2 separate regions of the Mus musculus genome follow, and region 1 is linked to region 2. The links are chromatin loops, found by intact Hi-C in ENCODE. Cell type or tissue: left cerebral cortex. All regions are shown on one strand. Links, peaks and the distances in the headings refer to the core of each region. The heading gives the core; the rest is flanking DNA.

Region 1 (2,500 bases), core at 1-2,500, 48 kb before region 2:
GTCTGATCCTCTTACCTTTACCTCCCAAGTGCAAGGATTACAGGCATTCACCACCCCACAGGACTTCCTGAAGTGCTGGGGATGGAATTCAGGGATTTGTGTCTACTAGGCAAACGCTCTACCGACCGAGCTGCATCCCTGAGCTGCATCCCTAGTAACCAGATACAAAGGTCTTTTTTAGGATGTTTTTGACGCACAGTTGGTTGGATTCACAGATGTAGAGTTGATAGATAACGGGAAGTTGACTATGTAATTCAAAGACCTTACTTTGTGCCAACCACTGAGCTGAACTGTCACTGGCGCTCAAAAAACGTCCTGAGATGGTATCCTGTGCCTGCCCACCCAGCAACACCCACCTGTCTATCATTCTGTTCATCCAGTAACCTACTACCCATTTGCCTGCCCACCCGCTTTGCCCGCCCACCCGCTCCTGTAGCCTTATCCATGGGGGGCATCCACTCCCACAGCCCCAGCCTCCTTGCCTCCTACAAAACAAAGCTTCAGAGAGGTTATGAAACTCACCTAACATCACACAGCTAGAAAGCCACAGAGCCCGGAGGCGTACCAATAACTTTCCCCTCCCTGCTCGTTGATCCCCTCCCCGATTCACATCATATCTAACTGTCCTGCCCCACGCAGGCTTAATCGCGTAAGTCGCCTCAAATCCTCTGGATGCGAGGGGAGTGTAAATTAAAGATCAATATGACACAGACCACTGCGAAGCCCAGCCAGGCCTGTGAGGCTGAAGTCAATTAGCCAGCCTGCTGCAGGGCCTGCCGGGGCTGCGTCTATTTGCCTAATTGGCCCTGTTCCCCCCCCCCCCCCAGTGAAGGGCAATTAACTCAAACTTCAGAACCCGGAGCACCCCTTGGCTTCTGGGCAAGGTGTCGGGCATTTAGCCACGCCGGGATTTGCTATTCATCCATTCACCAGTGACCCCCACACACGGATCCATCTGTCTCTCCGACCATCTGATCCTTGCAGTCAACAAAGTACCCAAACTTCCACCCACCACCCGCACACACACATCCATTTGCATGCCTGCCCACCCACCCACCCATTCACTCATCCAGCAAAGCTCCCACCCATTCCCACACTCACTCATTGAACCACCCAATCCAGGCAGCCGTTTATGGACACATTCTGCTATCCTGACGTTCAACGCCCCGCCCCAACCCTCTCACTCCATTCACACCTCCCCACACACTCCGCCTCTCACTTAGATGTCCCTCTGTATCTCTCTCCCTCCCTCTCTCTCCTTCTCCTTCCCTTTCTCTCCCCATTCATCTCTCCATTGACCCATCCTTCCATTCCCGTCATTCATTCGCACACCCACACAGCTGGTTTCCACACCTTTTTATCCAGCCAGCCTGCATTCGTTAAACACCCACAAAGTGCCAAGCCTGAATGAGCTAAGCACTGGAAAACAACAACCACAACTACAACCACAACCACCACCACCACAACAACAACACAATAAAATGGGTACCATCCTTGGAGAAACCAGCTGATCTGGAGCAAACTCTAGACTTGCAGGTCTCACCCTCAGTTTCTAAAGGGCTTCCCACGCTCCACACAGCCTGTTCTCAGCCCCTGCCCCATGCTTGGACTGTCATCCAGTTCTGCCCTGCTGCCTTTGGGTCTGGCCTCCATCTGCCTCCAGACAGCCCAGATCGTGTAAGAACAGGACATGCCTGAGGCCTGCTGTACCTCACAAAAGGCCTCCCGTCCTAGCATGGCTCCTGCTGCAGGGAGGACCCCAGGCACAAAATGACAGGGTTTCAGATCCCAGGCCTAGATAGATGGGTCCCCAACCCTGATCAGGGGCTGGAGGAGTCTGCGCTTGAGTGACACTTGACTTAAACCCCACATATAGAATAGACAGCCAAAAGGAGGGACAACCAAACTGGACATGGGGTGCTCCAGGAGGCTGGGACTCCACACCCCACAATCCTCAATGGCTTGAAGGGGCTCAGCTTCACTTCTTGGAGGAAAGTGGCTTGACCTGGTTCTCCCTTTCCAAATTGTAGTGCAAGGCCAGAGAGGTACAGCGAGCCTCTCAGGCCACACAGCAGGCCCAAACAAAACTGATTCCACCTTAAGTCCGATGGCTTCTAATCTCTCCATTTCCTTAAGGTGTCTGCTGTCTCAGAAGAGCCATAGAGCCATTTGTAACACAGGTACATTATTAAGATACCCCGAGGCAATTCCAGCACTCAGGAAGCAGAGAGAGGAGGGATCCCTGAGTTCAAGGACAGCCTGGTCTACAGAGTTCCAGGATGGCCAGGGACATGAAAGAAACCTCTGAGATAAACAAACAAAATCACCACCATCACCACCATCACCACCACCACCACCAACAACAACAGCAGCAGCAGCAGCAACAACAACAACAACCCTATCAAATCAAAAGATGCTCCAAGGCACCATGTCTGCTCATGTGACCTCCACCCCAGACACCCCAGAGTTCTTGGCAGTTGCTGCAGCATGTCGGGAGGTG
Region 2 (6,478 bases), core at 1-2,500:
TGCCTGGAGTGGCTGTGCCTGGAGCCCTCAAGGCTTCTTCACACCTCACCCCAAAGTGACCCAAGAATAGGGCACTCTGTGTCTCACCCCTCAAGCCCTCGGTGGCACACTCCTAGAACGGGTCACCTTCTTTAGGGGTAAGAAAACCCAGCCAGTTGTTTGAAAGACCTCAGACTCAGGGCCTATTTTTATCACCCAATGGCTAGGGCTGAGACAGGATTTTTCTGAACCCGCGGTTTCCCTATTTGCTAAAAACCAGTAAAAATTCGACCCATCTGGCTTCCCGGAAGACTTCTGAAGGATTCAACACAGATTGTCGGCCGGCAAGCACTTTGCAAAGAAGGCTTCAAGTACCTTGTCAACCGTGCAGCACGCTGTAAACCACGGAGAGCAAAGTACTTCATAAACTGAAGCGACTGGCAAACTGTAGAGCACAGTACACGTGAGAACCATTATTAGGATTCACGCCTGGTCCTTCCAGCCCGGCCATTCCTGGTGGACACACCCAGACCCCCACTAACAACTTTTCCTCCAAAGCCAGCGAGCTGCGACCACCTGGCAGCCACTCCCGCCCCCGGGGGGTCGGGTGGTACCACAGCGCGAGGCCTCGGGGAGAGGCCCAGAGACCCAGGCCAAGGCCAACAACACATGGCAAAGCATCTGGTCCGGTCTCTGACGGCAGCTGGAGAGTTCTCGGGGCTCCAGACTCCACGCTGAGCTCTGTCGCCCACGGGGCGGTGGCCCGCGGAGGTACCCGGAGAACCCGGCGCGCAAGAGTGATGCCCATCGCCCCATCCCCCGCTCAGTCCTGCTGGGGAGGGGACCCCATTGTACGCCGCGAGCGACCGGGCGGGCACGGACGCGAGGGTGGGGGACACGCGCGCTTCGCTCCACTCCACGGGTGCCCCTGCTCTTCGGGTGGCCCAGGCTGCATCCAAGGGGGCGCGGCCAGGGATCCCCAATCCTTGGCGCGGCCGCGGTGCCTCCCTCGGAACGCTCCCTGCCAAACTTTGCAGCACCCACTGCGCGCCGGGCCCGCGCCCCTGAGCTCGGTGCCGAGGCATTGCCGGGCTCTGCGGGGATGCGGGGACCTCGGTGGCGGGCGCGCAGTGGTAAGACCCCCCAGCCCTGGGCGGCGCTCACCCGGCTGGCTACAAAGCCTCGGCAAGATGGTCCCTTCGCCTCCTCCTGGCACAGTCAATCAGCGCCCGCCGCTCGCCCGGGCGCCCGCGGGGCCCCGCGTCTTTCCCAGCGGTGGCCGCCGGCCACACCTCCCCGCGGCCACCTGCGCCCGGCACCGGCCCCCGGGCAAACTTTGCGACCGCGGGGCCGAGTGAGGGGGCGACCCGGGGCCGAGGCGGCCGCTCCCCGCCCCCATCCCCGCTCACCTTCCACGGCGGCTAGCAGCGGCAGCAGCAGCAGCGCGGCCCCCAGCCTGCGCACGGCCATTGCTGCGCTGCCCGGAGCCTCCGGCCGCGGCGCCGCGGGGACCCCCGGGCTGGAGCGCGCGCCCCGGGCTCGGGGGGCCGGCGGGGAGCGGCGGGGCGCGGCGCACACACACACGAGCCGCCGCCGCCGCGCAGCCAGCAGAATGAGCCATCCAGCCCGGGCAGAACGGGGACCCGGGCTCCGCCAGCGCTGGGCACGGCCCACCTGAGCCGCGGGCGTGGGGGGAGCCGGGGTTGGACTGCCAATCCTGTGCCTCTGCCCGGTGCACCCACGGGTTGCACCACGCCCGAGTCATGATCTTCTAAATCTTTTGAGTCCCTTCGGATGGGGCAGCAACCGTGTTGGAGCATCGTGACCCCACTCACCCGGGTGTCCGGGACCCCGGAATCCCCCCCGCGCAGCAGTGGTCTCTCCCGGCGCTGTGGCTCCTCCAGATAAAGCAGCGATTTCAGCCCAAATGTTTCTCAATTTTTATTGAATGCTGCAAAGCCGAGATCGTCTGGCGCGGCTGACAGGAGCAGAGAGAGGGGACCCGGGGCGGGGGGGCGGAGAACGAGGAAGGGGCTGCCCAAAGCCGGGGGACTGGCCCTACCTGTCAGGACTGGGAGTGCCACCCCCTTGCCTGAGCCCTGCCACCCGCGTCCCTGCGGCTTCGAAAGGGACTGAACTGCAATGAATGAGGGGGGGAAAGAGGGGGGAGCTGGGAACAAAACAGGCGGCTTTCCCAGGCTCTAGGGTTGGGCTGGGGCCTCTGCCTGGGAGAGTGGGCCTTGGCGCTCGCCCGCGGGCCCGGGGTTCTCTCTGGCAGGAGTGGCGGGCCCTGGCAGGCAGACCCCGGGCCTTCCCTCCTTGCCTTGTTGTCTTGCGCGAGCCCACCGGCCCCTCCCCGCGGACCTTCCCAGCCGCACATTGTATTTCTCCTCTGTTGATCTGGTTCCCGGTGCAGTTTGCGAGCAGGGGTGTGGAGGAGGCCCGGGGGTGGGGGGTGCCTAGCGACAGCCCCTACTCCACCCCTCGGTGGAATGGACCTGTCTGGGCTGCTCGGTTTTGTGCATAGCTGTCCCTTCGGGGAGGACACAACCCCTTGTTCCATTTCTGCGGGCCCAGCCTGCTCTGACAGCCTTCATCACCATCATCATTAGCGGGCTTGCTGAGACCGGTGGTGGGAGGACTGGAGGGATCCTGCGGGAACCACCCAGGCAGGGCCCCTAGCCTTTGGGACCCGCGCTCCTGAAAACACACTTAGCCAACAGCACTGGCCATGATCATTGCAGTGGGTGGAAGAATGCTTTAGAGAGACAAGCTGTTAAAAGTCCAGTGCAGACCTCTCCAGTCCCTTTGTCCCACAAACTAACAAAACGTCCCAGAGATGTCTTCCCTTCAAGGCCCATCAGACAGACTGTCCTGAGACACCAACTGAGGTTTGGAAATTTGGGGCACCCTTTGAAGCATTGAGAGTCCATCAGAAATGAACCTCAGCCTGGGAGGCCACCTGGAAATGGTGGGCCTCGAAGGTTGCAAAGGAGGCAGAACAGAAGTGAGCCGGGGAGAATAGAAGACAACAGGGAAGATCACCCTCTCTGCCAACACCTTCCACTCCGTGTTGCCTGCAGACTCCTGCCTGGGGTAGAAGTTAATTGGGTGCCCTGGCTTTTTTTTTTTTTTCTCTGTTTCTCCTCATCAGACAAACCAAGGGGCTTAGGATTTGGTGGACTCTGAGCCTTTTCTCCTCCATCCCTGGTGTATACAGGTGGCCCCTCCCCATTTCCAGAAACATTTATGGGCCATCTATTACATCCTGGGTGGATTCAGCTCTGCTTTCTTTCTATCCCCTGGGGACCCTTGTCACCATCCACCCACCCCTAGCAATTGCTTCCTTCTTGATTTAAAATCCTTTTTGATTCAAAATACAAATACTAGATTTTAGCATCCTTTGAGAACCCGGGTACCAGGGATGAGGCTCGGGGCTGTTCACGTTTCCAGATTTTCCTCTCCTCCATTGTCACAACTCTGGTGGCAGGTGCAGGCCATCTCAGGTGATGAGACTGAGGACCAGGTAAGTCATCTGCTCAAGGCCAAATAGCGCATCGGAGCTAGGATTCAAGCAGTGTCTGACACCCACACTCATCCCTTGGGCCTTGCATAGGTCCATAGAACACGTTTATTCAGTTAGCCAACTTCCCACAGTCACTGAAAACCTTATCATTAATTGATAGCAGTCTGGACTTTTACCTGGCCAAACGCAAAAAAAAAAAAAAAAAAAAATCACTGTAGCAATAAACAAAGCCCCGTATCTTCCCCATCCCGTTCTCCCTCCGTGTTGTATGATTCCCCATTTGAGATCCTATAGAAAGGCTGAGTCTTGTCAGCCATCCAAGGCCTTCCTCTCTGCTCTCTTGGCAACTGCCTTCGACTCCGCCTTTGTCCCAGCCAAACCCTATCCAGCTTTCTCTGCTCTGTGACCAGGATTCCACCTCATCAACCCCTTACTAAGTGCCTTCACTAACTTTGGCCTCTTCGGGACTGACACCCATTTGCTTAGGATTTTCCGGAAAGATGATCACGGGTTCCCTTGCTGGGGCCTGGGGATAGTTTGATTATCTTCAGTTTGCATATTGCCTCTCAAACCCCCAGCATATTAGATGTTTCCTAATGGGGAACCTGCCCCTCCAGGTGTAGCAGAGGCTGGAGAGTGAGCTTTGGATCCAGACCCGGTCCCTCACTGCACAGGAAGAGACGGCTGGAAGCTTCATTTGTCTAATGACAACAGCTCCCCGCATTTGCAATCACGCTTTAACAGTTTACAAAGCAGTGTTCACACCCATCCAGTCGGCTCATGATAATTCAACGAGCGGAGCCTCCCACCCCCAGCACCAGCCTCTAGAAGGGGAAAGCGGGATCCAGAGAGGGAAAGGTACTTGCCCAAGTACTCACAGCACTGTTAGCTGTGCATCGCTGCAGTCATAGAGAGAAATCTGATGACCTCACTTGTCTGTGTCTCTTTCTGTCTCACTTGATTGACAAACATGAGTTGGGCATTGCCTACGTGCCAGGCACTGGGGAGGCAGGAATGCAGCTGAGGACCTGTTAGACAAGACCCCGCAGGAGTCCCAAAGGGGGACAAAATAATCAACAATGATCCAGGCCAGGAAGACAATAAAGCTGGGTGACAGAGCGCTGAGTGACCCTGGGGGTGGGGAGGGTGGGGTCAGAGAAGCCTGTCTGAGGAGGGAGTATGACAGCTGAAAGCCAGGCCAAACAAATGTGGGGACGGGACCTGCTGGGTGTTTCCTACTTGTCGATACCTTGTCTCCCACTGTCTTACCTGCCCAGTCACTGGACTGATGGGAGCCCTTGGTCACGTGTGGATCAGAGCACACCTCCAACCACTGCCGAGCTGGAGGATCTGAGCAGATACTTGGCTATACCTCTGTCCCTGCCCTCTCTTCGCTGGGTGACCTCAGGAAAGACCTTCAGTTCTCTGAACCTAAGCAGGAGTGTTTCTAATTCTACCCATACAGAGCTCATAGGTCAGCACTGCCCAAAAGAAATCTAATACCGGCTCATATGTAATTTTAAAACTCTAGTAGCCATATTAAAAAAAAAATCAAATGAAGGACTAGGGGACCTGTAGCTTAGAGGTACACCTTGCTTACTCAGCATGCATGTGGTCTTGAATTCTTCTTCTTCTTCTTTTTTTAAATAAGGAGTTCCTAGGTTTTTGGTTTTAAATTTAATTTAATTTATTTAATGTGCATTTGTGTTTTTGCCTTTGTGTGTGTCTATGTGAGGATGTCAGAATCCCTGAAATTGGGGTTACAGACAGGTATGAGCTGCCATATCCGGTGTTGGGAATTGAACCTTCCTCTGGAAGAGCAGCCAATGCTCTTAACTGCTGAGCCATCTCTCCAGCTGCAGCCCTGGGCTCTAATACCACCTCCAAGAAAAATACAAGGAGGTAGGAAGAGCTAACTTTAATTATTTAGGCCAACAAGTAAAAAAAAAAATTACTGTGTCAATGTGTAATTAACAAACCATTTCACATTTATTTTTTTTTCTTACCTTGTTACGATTTGAGACAGTGCTTTGTATAACCCAGTGCTTTGTATCACCCAGGCTTTGAATAACCCGGTTCTCCTGCCCCAGCTTCCCCAATACTGAGATTACAAGAGGGAGGACGACACCAGCTACAATCTGAGAGGGAGGACCACACAGGCTGCAATCTGGTATCTCGCTTTTTAGCACGTCTCTGTTTACATCTGCCCTACGTTGAATGCTGGATAGCCCCATGTGACAAGGAGCACAAAGGTAGATCTGGGAGCTGTGATGCATCTCAGTTGCTAGAGTGCTTGCCTAGCATGCGCAAAGTGCCAGGTTCCGCTCCCAGAGTCTCAAAAAACTGGAAAAGGTGGTGCACACCTTTAATTCCAGCACTCAGGAGCCGGAGGCAGGAGAATCAAAAAGTCAGAGGCATCCTCAGCTACGCAGTGTGAGGCTAGCTGATGCCACGCTAAACACTAACAGCGTTCCCTGTCCTGCAGGGTGAAAAAGTGAAAATAGACATTTGTCCAAACTCTCCCAGGGCAGAGGAGGGATTCGCAGCCTTTCCCCTGGAGAAAGGAGGAGGCTTCCCAGAGGAGGAGCTGGGAAAGCTCATCTTGACAGCCAGTATCTGACCCATCCCCCTCTTTATTTCTATCTGAGACGAGGTCTCCACAATGCAGCCATGGCTGGCCTGGAACTCGTTAGGTAGACCAGGCTGACCTCAAACTTATACTGCTTTTTGTTTCAAACTGCAGAGTGTGCCCACATGGATGGCTGCCCTCCCTATTTTGAGAAAACTTTTTTTTAACCTTCTGATAAAATCATGTGCTCTTATTGTGAAAAATAAAGATGACAATGAACACTTCATATATATATATATATATGTGTGTGTGTGTGTGTGTGTGTGTGTGTATATATATATATGTATATATATGTATGTATATGTGTGTGTGTGTGTGTGCGTGCAAGATTTACCCAATGTCCC

The links. Peaks named below come from ENCODE experiments on the same cell type or tissue, not always from the same donor. Only the 100,000 strongest peaks of a DNase experiment are listed, where the experiment ranks them.
Region 1: it touches region 2 in a loop (2.3-fold over the local background); 3 of 42 quality-filtered maps call a loop at or near these places.

Annotation. Positions count from the first base shown.
Region 1 is chr4:136,785,915-136,788,414 of GRCm38, forward strand. The region is part of intron 1 of Ephb2 (Eph receptor B2); the gene reads right to left. Among named protein-coding and RNA genes, the nearest start is that of Gm52708, 12 kb to the right of the region's middle. In left cerebral cortex, for the core only: no CTCF peak of the experiment used is centred there; a DNase peak (open chromatin) is centred at 1,203.
Region 2 is chr4:136,834,382-136,840,859 of GRCm38, forward strand. Ephb2 (Eph receptor B2) reads right to left here and starts at 1,631. Exons shown (of 16, transcript NM_010142.4): 1 at 1,389-1,631. The coding sequence starts at 1,449. It overlaps Gm31536 (a long non-coding RNA gene), which reads left to right and starts at 1,554. Exons shown (of 5, transcript XR_881502.3): 1 at 1,554-3,505; 2 at 5,249-5,407; 3 at 5,566-5,675. In left cerebral cortex, for the core only: no CTCF peak of the experiment used is centred there; DNase peaks (open chromatin) are centred at 1,011, 1,681, 1,843 and 2,460; H3K4me3 peaks cover 2,500 bases; H3K27ac peaks cover 1,318 bases.